Regions from separate parts of the Homo sapiens genome. Here region 1 is linked to region 2. A link is an interaction called in ENCODE POLR2A ChIA-PET data of the cell type or tissue named here. Cell type or tissue: GM12878. All regions are shown on one strand. Each heading gives the region's core, and the rest is flanking DNA. Links, peaks and the distances in the headings are about the cores only.

Region 1 (6,452 bases), core at 2,138-4,637, 74 kb before region 2:
GATGGAGTCTCACTCTGTTGCCCAGGCTGGAGTGCAGTGGCACGATCTCGGCTCACTGCAGCCTCCACCTCCTGGGTTTAAGTGATTCTTCTGCCTCAGCCTCCCAAGTAGCTGGGATCACAGGCGCCCGCCAATACACCCAGCTAATTTTCGTATTTTTAGCAGAGATGGGGTTTCACCATCTTGGCCAGGCTGGTTTCAAACTCCTTACCTCAAGTGATCTGCTTGCCTCAGCCTCCTAAAGTGCTGGGATTACAGGTGTGAGTCACCGTGCCCTGCCCCTAATGTGCTTTTTCTATTCCAGGATTCCATGCAGGATACCACATTGTATTTAGTAGTCATGTCTCCTTAGGCTCCTCTTAGCTGTGGCAGTTTCTTAGACTTTCCTTGGCTTTGCTGACCTTGATAGTTTTGAGGATTACTGGTCAGGTATGTTGTAGAATGTCCTTCCATTGGGTTTTGTCTGATGTTTTACTCATGATTAGACTGAGTTAATGCATTTAATGGGAGGGAGACCACAGAGGCAAAGTGCCATTCTCATTATATCATATCATCAAGGGTGCACACTATCAATCGCTTGCCAATGTTAGGGAGTTGTTTTTAAGGTCAAAAGTAAATTCCTATTGTTAAAGCAGTGGTTCTCAAAGTGTGGTCCCCCAGATCAGCAGTGTCAGCATCACCTGGAACTTGTTAAAAATGCAAATTCTTGGCTTTATCACAGGCCTACTAAATCAGAAACTCTGGGGGTGGAGCCCAGTGATCTGTCTGAACAAGCCTAGGTGATTCTGATGCAGCTGAAGTTTAAGAACTGCCGTGTTCGTGGTTGTCTAACATGTTTGGCCTCAATGTATAAAAAGAGTTCTCCTCAGTGCCCATCTATTAAGCCAGTGGTTCTCAACTCTGCTGCATTTCATGAATACCCACGCCCAGGCACCATCCCCAGAGACTGATATCACTGCTTTGGGAGGGTGTCTTACTGAAAAGTTCCCAGGTGGTTCCAAGCCTAGACAGGGTTAAGGGCTCCTGCCCTGGCCCTCAGCTAAGAGAAGTCTCCCCTCTTCTACTCATGCTTTCCACCCTTGTAAGCTCTCCTTCCTTTCCCCCTTGGCCTTTGGAAGAATGGATCAATCAGTAGCCTGGTTTCTTAGAAAACATCAAAGAAGATTTAATGCTACAGAACTTCAGATTGGTAATAGCCATAAAGGTCAACTAGTTATGTGGTTTTAAAAGTTTTTTTGAGCAGACTCTTTCTTCAAAGGAAATCTTTATGGGGAAACCCAAACCAATACAGAAAAAGAGAGAAAACTGAGCTGCCCTGAGTGAAGGGGAAGGGACTTGAGGTTGCTTCTGGTCCTCCTGACACTATCTAGCCATCACTGGGCTAGTTCAGCCTTCCCAGTCAATGGTTGTCCACCTTCTCCTTGATCATTTCCAGCATCAGGGGCTCCTCCACTTACCACGCCACTTCCATTTCAGTACCAAGCATCAAAGCTTTCTTTCTTTTGAGCCCCCATTGGCTTCCCCATCACTTCCTATCACTAATACAGCTCCTTTCCTGGTGTTAAAGAAGAGAGATAGAGAGCCTTTCCCATAAAAAGCCTCTTTTTATTTCATGATTCAGGCACCCTGCTCCCTCAACAGTGGTTCTCAACTGGATTGTGCATTAGAATCAACCAATGCACTTTCAAAAGTCTCACTGCCCAGGATACACCCCAAATCAATCTGGTAGTGTCTTTTCAGGTGGACCCAGGTAGACAAGAACCACATGCAGCCTGGCTGGGGACTGAGCACCTTTGTCAGAGCCTCTCCCCTCACCCCCAGGCCAACAGGGCCACCCTCTTTCCTGATGATTGACACTACTCTGAACCTCCTCATCATTCCATCTGCTCCCTTTAGAGAATGCTCCATTATCCGTATCAAAAAGTAAGTCATAGTGGCACAATTTTCACAAACAGTTTTTATACAATGAAGGTAAAAAGTTTAAGTGCTGGGTTGATATAATACCAAATTCTTTCTTTCTCAAGTTAATTAGAATAAAAAGACACCTATTTGCTTCGTGACTCAACAATCCAACTTCTACTCCCATGTCCCCCTTCCCCTATACTGGAAAGATTGTACAAATGCTCCTACCTTTCCCGGAGCAGAAGTGTCTCACAGCTAGTATCCCTGCTCTGCCCTTGTTAAATGAGAGGTAAATGATGTGATCATTTTTTTGTGACTGCCTTAAGCAACTCCACCCAGATGGCCTGGCTGTTTGTTTGGTGAAGATTTCTCTCTCCTCTTCTGCCCCCTCTTTCTGACCCATTAGTCAGAAAATAACTGGGCTTTGCAAATGTAGGTTGTGTAAGTTGTCAGGTTCACCAGCCTCCAAATGGCCTGTCCCAAATCCTCTTAACCAGTATTTCCGGAATGAAGTTAAGATCATGCAGGCCATTAGCCAAGGAGTTTAGCTAGAGAGGGTGGGGTGAAGCACAACCCATGCTTTGAAGTATCTGAAACACTCACCAGCCAATGACAATTACTTGTCTCCACTAGGCTGAAGAACATATTTCAGTTGTTCCTATCTCCACTGAAAAACTTGCCTCCTATATATGACATGACTCATAGTCATTAAGTCCAACGTGGAACGCAAAGAGGTTACTGTTTTCCTAACCATTGTATTCGAAGTCTCAGTCAGCTCAACCAACTGCTCCAAGTTGCAGAACATGGCTGAGGTAAACATGGAATTGTGCTGAGAGTTTTGTCTTAAACTCATGCCATCCATCTTCAGTTGGACCCTCGATTCTCTCTTATAATCATTTTTCTTTTCCTTACTAAACTTGATACTCTATGCCCCACAATAGTGTTTCAGAACTTCCTTCCAAAGTTTCAGTTTTCACATCTTTAAAATAAAGATAATCATAGCATCTACTTAGTAAGGCTGTTCTCAGTATTAAATCAAAGGATAGGCGTAAAGTTCAAAACATATGACATAAGTACCTAATACATGCTGTTACTATTATTATATATGTTATTATCTATGCTAATATTATATGACATGAATAATGAAATAACAAAATAATATTTTCTACTCATCTCAAAGTTACGAAACTTTTTTAGTGTCAGCTATATGCTAGTTATCCTGTTAACATGACACTTTGATATACAGCCCCTAAGATCCCAACTCCCTTCCACTCTCTTTCCCTCATCTTATTGGCCTTCTTTCTTACTAAGATCAAGGCAAGTCCATGGAAGCCCCTCAATATTCCCCTGCATCTCAGAATTTCTCCATGTCATCAAAGTTCCTGTTTTTCTTTCCTCTTCTCTCTGAAGGCCATCTCTGCTCCACTCCACAACCCTGGCCCTTCTCACACTAAGTATGGTGCCCCAGGGAGGATTTCCCCTTCAGCCCCACCTAAGAGATCTCAGCATGCAGCCCACAAGGTTTAAAATTGAGTCTTTACTCTTGAAAAGATTAAAACAGAGTTGAGGTGCCAAAAAAAAAAAAAAGAAAAGAAAACCTACAAGATAGCTCATAACAAGTGCCAACTGAGTCATTCAGAAAAAAAAAAAAAAAGAGAAATGCCACTACCTTCAGCAAAAGGGAACCATTGAACTATCATTGAAAAAATACTGTTCCCCAGAGGGAAAAAATTAACTCCAAAAACTTTGTCATCATATTATTAATATTTTAATATCTCATCATTTTTATAAGGCAGTTTCACAAAGTTATTTCCTTTAAGCCACTTAGAGAGGTAGATTAAGGAATATTCTGCCCATTTTACAAATGAAGAAACTGAGATGCAGAGAAGGTTTAGGAGAATTCCCAACCTGGGCAGCTAGTAAGTGCTAGAGCCAGGACTTCAATGTGGGTCTTGGGAGCCCCTTCCCCCTGCCCTTTCTTGTAGGCCATATTGACTTTCTACTGGAGGACATTACCATTTGTTCATTTACCATGATGCTGGAAACTTAGCATTATGTTTTCACATCTGCCCATTACAACTCTAGGTGGTCAGTCTAATTACCTGCATTTTAGATGTAAGGATGACTTTGTGAGGAGGGGGAGCAGAGGGAGGGAGTCTGTTAAGTAAGTAGCCCAAATCCCACTGCTAAAAAGCTCTAAAGTTGGCATATAAATTCAGGGCTCATGAACCTGAATTTTATTTTTTATTTGCAAGAAATTGTATTTCCTACAAATTAAGCATTTTTTTGCCTGTGAGAGCAAAAGATAACACCAAAAAAAAAAAAAAATGAAAGCAAAGTCTAAAACAGGTGGTAGTGACAGCAGAAAAAAAAAATATATATATACACTCATGGTTAGGCAACTTGTCAGCCAAGCCTGGGCCATAAAACACGATAAAAAAAGGTTTGGTTAATAGCCAGAATTACTCAGTTATTCTCATAAATGCTAATTATTAAGTTATTTATGAAAGGAAAAGGATTTTCATTTGATTGTCCCCTGGCTTTTATTGCTCTCTGTGATAACATAAATTCCCCTTCCAGGACCCCTTCAATGATTAAGGTGCATAGCTGTGATCTATAAGCATATTCAGACCTATCACCCATATAGATCAGCTCTGACAAAACGATTTGATGGCTTATGTTTTTTTCAGATAAATTCTATTCTTTGTATTTCATTAGAATGTAGATACCTATAAAAAGTACCTTAAGTAATATGAATCTTGAGATGTTAGAAACATTTCTTCAGAAAAAAAAATACCCACCAAGGAAGTTATAAACCAACTTAAAGAATAGGTGTTCAACAAAATAAATAAACCCAAAAATACTTAATATAATGCAGGAAAGTTTATGGTAGGGACTTGATATGGCAATCTCTTTGGAATTTTAAGTATAAAATGTTTCAGTGGGTTGATTCTCAAAATTCTAAAGCATGACAATAATTTTTTACCAGGTACAATGTGCTTTTAGGAGGATTTCTTCCTTTTCTCCCCCGTTTTTATGTTCAGTCTGACCTGGTTGATGACTGTGACTCAGATGATAGACGGACTACTTGTGGTTTGAAGGGTGTTGCTTCAGAATTCTAATCTCTTTTGTCATGGACCATCCCTGGGGATTCCAAAGTATTACTAGCTGTAAAGGAACTCCCCCTCCTCAATAAACCACAGCTCCCAACAAGAAATGAGCAACTTCTGATAGTGAAAATGGGACATTTTAAAAGAATTAACTAATAGTAAAACCAAGTCAAGAAAACGCTCTCTGAAATGCATTATTTACTATATTAGGAAAAGATGCATGGAGAGAGACAAAAGTTTTACAAGAGGTAAACTGGATTAATTCTATGAAAAACTTGCTAACCAAAGACTTGTTATTATTGCTTTTCACCAATGTATTGGAAGGGCGGAAAGAGAGAATAAATTATAACTCACCTAAGGACCAATTACCTCAATTTTTGGCTCATACCCAGAGAAAACAATTATTCCTAGGAATCTCTTAATCAAATTGAAGTCCAACAAACATTTATGTGTACCTACTATGGGCCACCCTCTGTTGACAAGTATTGGGGAGTGAGTAAGGCCAGGTCTTTCCCTTGAAGAAGCTTACTATTCAGTGGAGGAGTTCATACTAAATTCACAAACCTTTGAATACTAATCAGAGTTGTTAAGTATTACTACCTGCTAGTGCTTAGCTCTGTCCTCAGAATAAATAAATGAGGGAGGATCCAGGGGCACATGAAGACCTCACACAATTCAAGTTCAATAGACTTCCTTACTACAGGCTTCCATTTGTAGTGTTGTATTTATTTTCTCTTAATCTATTGCAAGGAGAGGCATGTATTCATTTATTAATGATGCTACAAGTACAATGTGAACATCCTGGAAAATACAAATTACTTATTTGCAACCCAGAAACTTAAATTTCAAAAAGTAAGAGACTGATTGGATCAAAAAAGGGCTGAAAAATGAAAAGGCTGCTGGTCAGAATATCGGCAGAGGCTAAAGTTATAGCTAATTCAAGCAAAAGATTTCCAAGATGCTCCCTTAGCACACTGAATGCACAGAGTGAAAATAGTGTTGGAGTTTGCAGAAACAGTTTTTTTAGAAAAGGCATGATCATATATAAAATACTCAAACTTTCCAGATTCAAAATTCCCAAGTGGAAAAGAATTGGGGACTTTTTAAAGAGATTTAATGATTCAGCTTGATTATCCAACATTATTCAATTGCTATTTGACTTAGTATGTTTTGTGTTACTATAAAGGCATATCTAAGACTGGGTAATTTATTTTTTAAAAGAGATTTATTTAGCTCATGTTCTGCAGGCTGTACAAGAAGCAAGGTGCCGGCATCTGCTTAGCTTCTGGTGAGGGCTTGTGTGCTGCATCAAAATATGGTGGAAAAGACTAAAGGGCAAGTAGACACGTGCAAAGAGGGTCAAAACCCAAGGGGTGTCCTGGCTTTATAACAACCCTGCCCTCAGGAACTAATCCATTCCCCGCAGAACCAATCCAGTCT
Region 2 (6,452 bases), core at 2,034-4,533:
AATTACTGGGGACTAACCTTTCTGTAGAACTGGGACCTGAGATGGATAGCTAGATTTTCAAGTTATAGTGTCAAAAGGGATATAGTAAGCTTGACACGGTATCAGTATCTAAGAGGTCCAATCTGGGGCAAAACAGACTGTCCAGCCAATGGTGAATTTTGGAATCAGGCATTCGGCAGGGTTGACTGAGATCTAGTTGTTTGGATTGATATCTCAACAGCAGATCAAAGTCCAGACAGTAATATCCCCCACATAGTAGCTTGGCATGGAGTAGGCAATCAATATATTTTTATTGACTTGACCTACTGATAAACAGAATAAAGGAACACATATCTGGCAATAAGATATCATGTTGTCAAGACCCCAGAGAACCTGAGTGCAGTTCATGAGCTGGCTCCAGGCCCAGATAGGGATTTCAGTGTTAACCAGGGCAAGCTGCCTAGTGACATGGACAGAGCAAGCTCAGTGAAGGCCAGGAGGAAGAGAAAGGATACAGCTCAAGGGGCTCAAAGACGTTGAAGCTCACCCCAGACGCAATGGCCTTGGATCCAGCACAAATTCAAAATTGTACCTATGAGTAGGGTTACAGCATCTGATGTACTTCAAGGCTTGGTCAGGCTAGCTGCGTCAGGACCAGGATGGAGCTAAGAATGAAGGTGGCGGGTGCCCAAAGCTTAACAGAAAGTGAAAATACATATTAATATATTATTCACTGAGTTTTTAAATATTAACTATTCACCTAAAAAATTAATATTTTTATTTGGGAGGCAAAGGGAGTTTAATTTGGATTTGTTTTAATAATCAGCTTAATAGGTACTAAAATTTCTGTTTTTAAAGAATATTTAATGGCATGGGAAATTCTAATGAAGTAATCAAAGAGTTGGTAAATAGTATATGCTACTATGGTCAGAATTCTTTGTGTGCATATTACTTGTATACAGATATAGATAAAGAGAAAATTGGACATATCTTGCAGAGACTGATAAAAAGTTGTAGAAGGAAATATACCAAAATATATTTAACAATAATTTCTGGATGGTAATGCCTATAAATTACTTCTGTTTTGTTCTTTGTAATATCGGGTGTTTTTACAATTCCTGACAATAAGTTTACATTACTTTTATAATCTTTTTTAAAAGATTTTCTGCAAACCTATCTCTTATAGTATCTCTACAATTCACAGAGAAAGAAGGAATACTCCACAGCTCATTCTATGAATTCAATATGACCTCGCTATCAAAATTAGACAAGAATGGAATAAGAAAGGAAAATTACAAGCCAAACTAGGCCATCGATGTATATATACAGGCCCAAATCAACCATCAAGTTTTTTTTTTTCAACATAAAAGAAACAAACTCTTGGAAAACCAAGTCTAACTGTGTTTAGAAAGATAATACACTAAGAGCTAGCTGTCTTCATCCTACAAGAACAATTTATCATAAATAATAGTTTCGTACTGGCATAAGAACAGACAAATTTTCAGTGGAATAGAATGGAGAGGCCAGTTAACAGGGTGTAGATGACATCTCAACAGTCTTGACTTGGATTTCCTTGCTCACCAGTGAGACTATCACTTCATATGACACATTTATACATGGAAATTTGTCACATGATGGGGGTGACATAGTTGAGCAGTAGAGAAAGGAAGGAATCTTTAAAAAGTACAGTTGGAAAACTGATTATAAATATAGATAAAATTGAATTTGGATTCCTAGCTCCTAGTCTGCTTAAAAATCAATTACAGACAGAGTAAGGAATTTATATGTCAAAAACAAAACTTTATGAGAGGAATATATATGGGTAAATAGTTTTCTGACTTGAGAATAGAAAAGAATTCCTTAAACAAGACCAAATATGATATCCTAAAAGAACATATTGACAAATGCGTTGAACAACTACACTACACTCCAGGTCCTCCCTCCAAAATCCTAAACCCAAATCTCATCACGTTTTTCAGTGAAATAAAAATACCTTCTGTTTCCAGCAAGCATCCTCCATAAAAGGCTTTGAAGTTATTAATATAATTAGCAAAAAATTCAGTACAGTATCTATTTTTAAACAGCGGTATTAAATTATAAGAACTATTTGTCCATTTACCCTAGTTCCTTGGAAGGCCGTGCGGAAGAATCAAATGCGCAAAGGTTAAAGCCCACAATTTTCTTCTTGAAGTAAATGGTAGCATTGTTAAGAAACGACCGAGGCCAATTTTCCTTTTTAACAGTGAGAACAACTTGTAACTAGAAGTCAGAATCTCTATTCAAGTATTTTACACAGTTCTTCTGTGAATTGCATATAGTGGATAGGATCATATTGATCTGTGATGTCAAAATCCAGTGCAGAGGCTTCACAGAGGAAGTAAAAGGAGATAAGATGACTACTCACCACTGCTCTGGGCACCAAGGCCCAACCTCTCCTCCTCAGAGGAGGGCAGTTGTCCAGGTACCTTTTAGCCCCAGCTCACATCTGAGGCTCATTATTCCTGGGTGAGAAAGCAGCTTTGGGGCACTTTCTAGAATGCTCTATCATGTGCTAGAGAATGATAATGGTGAATTCCACAGAGAGTTGTGCTTGGAGGATTCCTTCATTCTCAGCTGGGAGAGACAACCACCCCCGGTAGTTGGCTTTAAAATTTTTTTTTATCTATCTATCTATCATCTATCTATCTATCGATATTTTCACCATGTAGCCCAGGCTGGTCTTGAACTCCTGAGTTCAAGAAATTGGCCCGCCTCGGCCTCCCAAATTGTTGGCATGAGCCACCGCACCTGGCCCCAGGTAGTATTTTTACACTTGTATTGTCCAAGTTTTAGCATGAAGTGTTGCTTTTTCTCTGGTGGTCTGGAAGAGTTCACCCTGCCTGTTAGTGTGAATTTTACCTGCTAGAAGTGTGTCTCCAACAGACATCATCCTGAGAATGTCAGTGGGGGACTCAAAAACGAGGGGGCATCTCCTTGCCAATGGGGCATCTCATAGTCGTCAATGCCACTAGCGGTTAACAGGAGTACCTCTGGATGTGCATGCTGTTTTAGGTAGGCCTTTTCGGGTTTTGAAAACTCACAAAGCAAGTGAGGGGACTGGAAATTGAATTTATTCTTAGATCCTTGTCTCAGAAATGTAAGCACAGGGCAAGAAAGTCAGCACAGTGCCCTGGAGTCCTATCTGATCTCCGGGTTTTGGGGGCACCTTCCAGAAGGTACAGGTGCCACAAATACCCCTGCAAGACTCAGTGGAAAAACTCTCACCACTATTCTTATGCCCAAGGGGCCACGCTGTGAGTGTCTGCATCTCCTCAACCACACAGGTCTTCTCATTGCATGCCTAGATAAGGCAGTTACATTGAAACTATTGCATCACCTTGCTGCAGTCATGTATGATTAACTAGATATGCTGGAAAGAGAGAGGAAGGAGGCTGGTTACCGAGTTTAAGGAGTGTCATTTATGGTAAAACACATTTTTCCTATAATAAAATCAATCATAGGTGGTGGCAATTGCTACAACATGCTTTAGTATTGGTTTGATTTCTCCATTTCTAGATAGTGTTTCCCATTAGGTTGTTTTTTTTTTTTTTTTTTAATCAGCCTCAAAGAAACCTTAAAATAAAGTTGTGACTGAGGGCGGGTGAAGGGGACATGGAGTATGATAGTCACTTTTGTTCCAGTGTTAATTTTCAAAAACTCCGGATGTCTAATATTGAAAGCCAGTCCAGAGCGCTCAGTGTTAAAGAACTCGCTCCCTACCCGCCCCCCCGCCACCCCAACTGCGGGGCTGAATCACACGAGGAAGGAAAGTCTGGCTCACTGCTTTATTAATTCACTACTGTGATTTCTTTCTCTGTTACTAAAGGGGACTGGGCGGGGGGTGGTAAATTGAGTGGGCAGCCAGGAAATGTGATATTTTTCTTGGTTCCTTGTGATTGGAGGAAATTCTGTCTTCTCCTTTTGGTTCAAAAGTTTTAGCAACATAACCTTTGGTTTTGTTTTGTTTTTCTGTGAAGTAATTTGACTTTTCAGTGGAAGCTACCCCAAGCCCACCTCTCTGGGGTTGTAAAACCCGCTCGCTTTGATACAATTTCATTAAATGAAGTCATCCAGATGGTGAGCCCATATAAAACCCTGACCTTCAAAGGTCTCTGCCTGTCTCTAGGTCCTTGGGTAATTTGAAGTGTCACTTCTTGGCCATGTCTGCTCAGACCTGTCACCTTAAATCTCCTCTTTGAACTTTATCTTACTTTTCTCCTTAATCTTCTTTTGATGGGAGGTGAACATTAATAGGAATGATCTTCAATGCCGGTTCTCTGAAGACCCGTAGTAATTGTTAGTAATCAAGCCTGATGTGATGGACAAAATACACATTATGTGTAAATGTCCCATGCAAAATGTGAGAAAGTTTAGATGATGTACAGCAGTTATTTTTAGTCCTTCGAATAAAACATACTCCTCACATACATACTCCTCACATTCGAGAGCAATATTATAAATAATGCAGCATTCATTTAATATAACCTCAGTATGTTTCATTTCAAAAGACCAACTGTAATTTCTATTTCTGTTTATTTTTAAAGAACTCTTCACTACTGTAATATTATATTTTAATAATAATAACAATGACCTGTATATATTACATACTTAATATATGACAGTCCATAAGCTAGGGTTTATAAAAATATATATGATCAAATTTCATCCTAACAATACATTATGTGTTAAGTATTATCCCCATTTGACAAACAAGAAAACTGGGTCTCAGAAATGTGCACAGTCATGTTTAAAAATCCTAACTCTCTATCTCAAAAACCCATCCTATGGTGTCTCTAAGAGAAATGTGTAGACTGCTCAAACTGGTTCTAATAAAGTTTTCCCTCATTTTGAATGTTTCTGTTCAGTAACGAAAAACTGTAAATAAATAATACAAAAAGCATATTTATAACCTAAGTATAAGGCCTAAGAATAATAATAAAATGGATACTTGCATACCCACCACTGAGCTTAAGAAATCAGACATTAGCAACACCTTTGAAGCCTTGTGTACCTTTCTCCCAATCTATTCATCTTCCCCAATCCAGAGACATGGTTTAGTGCATGTGAGTGAGCCACCTCCCCAGTTAGAAAGTAGGCTTCTTGAGAAAAAAACTGGGTTTATTATTTCTTCATTTTTCTTTTTAGTTTTACCACATAGGCATTTATCCCTAAACACTGTACTATTTGATTTTGCTTGGCTTTGAACTTTATATAATTATTCTTTTGTAACTTGCTCTTTTAATTCAGTACCACCTACGTTGATGACTATAGTGTATAGTTCTTAATCTTCACTGCTATACAGTAGTCAACTGTATGACTATACCACACTTATTTACCTATTATCTCATTTGCCTGGATCTGTGTCGCTTCAGGTTTTTGCTGTTACAAATCAAATAGATATTCTTGTCCAAGTCTCCTGGTACACACATGCTAAAATTTCTTTTGGGTATATATCCAGGAATAAAATGCAGATTGAAGGGTGTGTGAAGTTCAGTCTTACATAACCGTGTCAATTACTTTTTTTATATTTTGAAAAAAAATTTTCCCATCGTTTTTCTACTGTTCTGTTTGCTGCTCATTTTCTTACTAATTTGTGGGCTGCCTTTATATATTTTTATTACTCTTTTTGTTGGCATACATGTTGCAAATATCTTCTCCAAATTTTCAGCTGACTTCTCAGAGAAAGTCTTAAGTTTAAACATTGTCAAATTTTAATTTTTTTCCTTTATGAGTAAAAACCTTATTTAAGAAATCTTTTTATTTCCAGAGGTGTTATTCATCTGAAATGTTTTGTTTTGGTTTACATATTTAAATGTTTAATGTCTCTGAAATTGATTTAGGGATATGGTAAGAATAGGCAGGAATCTGATTTTATTTTTTCCATGAATTCAGGGGAGCCACAGTCTGAAACCAGACCACGTGGGCTCTATAGTTAAAATATTACAATCTTCTCCATAACATTCTTGCTCCTCTCTTGAAAAAGGTTTTTCTATGTATCTTATGTTTTTAACTGCTTTTGTGACTATTGTCTTTTTTTTTTCAATTTGGTTTCCTTTTCTAACTTGTTTGCTTTTGTGACTGCTGCCTTTAAAAAATATATTTTTTGGTTTCTTTTTCTTTCCTTTTTTTTTTTAAAGAGATAGGGTCTCGCCATATTGATCAGGTCAAACCTCTGAACTCAAGCCATCCTTCTGCCTCAGCCTCCCAAGTAGCTGAGATTATAGGCTGGTTTCTTTTTTTAACTTGTTTGCTGTTATATAAAAATGCAATTGACTTTTATATAAATATTTGTGTTTTAATATCTATGGATTCTTTTGGGTTCTTCATAAACACAATTATATCATCTGATGGGTGACTGTCAAGATGTGTGTGTGTGTGTGTGTGTGTGTGTTGAAAGATACATTAAAGACCCAAACAGTGTTCATTATTGTTAT

The links. Peaks named below come from ENCODE experiments on the same cell type or tissue, not always from the same donor. Only the 100,000 strongest peaks of a DNase experiment are listed, where the experiment ranks them.
Region 1: POLR2A ChIA-PET joins it to region 2 with 5 read pairs; 2 of 35 experiments call an interaction of 5 or more read pairs at or near these places.

The regions. Positions count from the first base shown.
Region 1 is chr6:137,827,310-137,833,761 of GRCh38, forward strand. All of the region lies in intron 3 of WAKMAR2 (wound and keratinocyte migration associated lncRNA 2), which reads right to left. Among named protein-coding and RNA genes, the nearest start is that of TNFAIP3, 37 kb to the right of the region's middle. RefSeq lists enhancers at 693-822, 843-892. In GM12878, for the core only: no CTCF peak of the experiment used is centred there; a DNase peak (open chromatin) is centred at 3,406; H3K27ac peaks cover 1,682 bases.
Region 2 is chr6:137,901,354-137,907,805 of GRCh38, forward strand. No RefSeq gene overlaps it. Among named protein-coding and RNA genes, the nearest start is that of WAKMAR2, 36 kb to the left of the region's middle. RefSeq lists enhancers at 3,757-3,806, 3,987-4,076. In GM12878, for the core only: no CTCF peak of the experiment used is centred there; a DNase peak (open chromatin) is centred at 3,314; H3K4me3 peaks cover 1,664 bases; H3K27ac peaks cover 2,500 bases.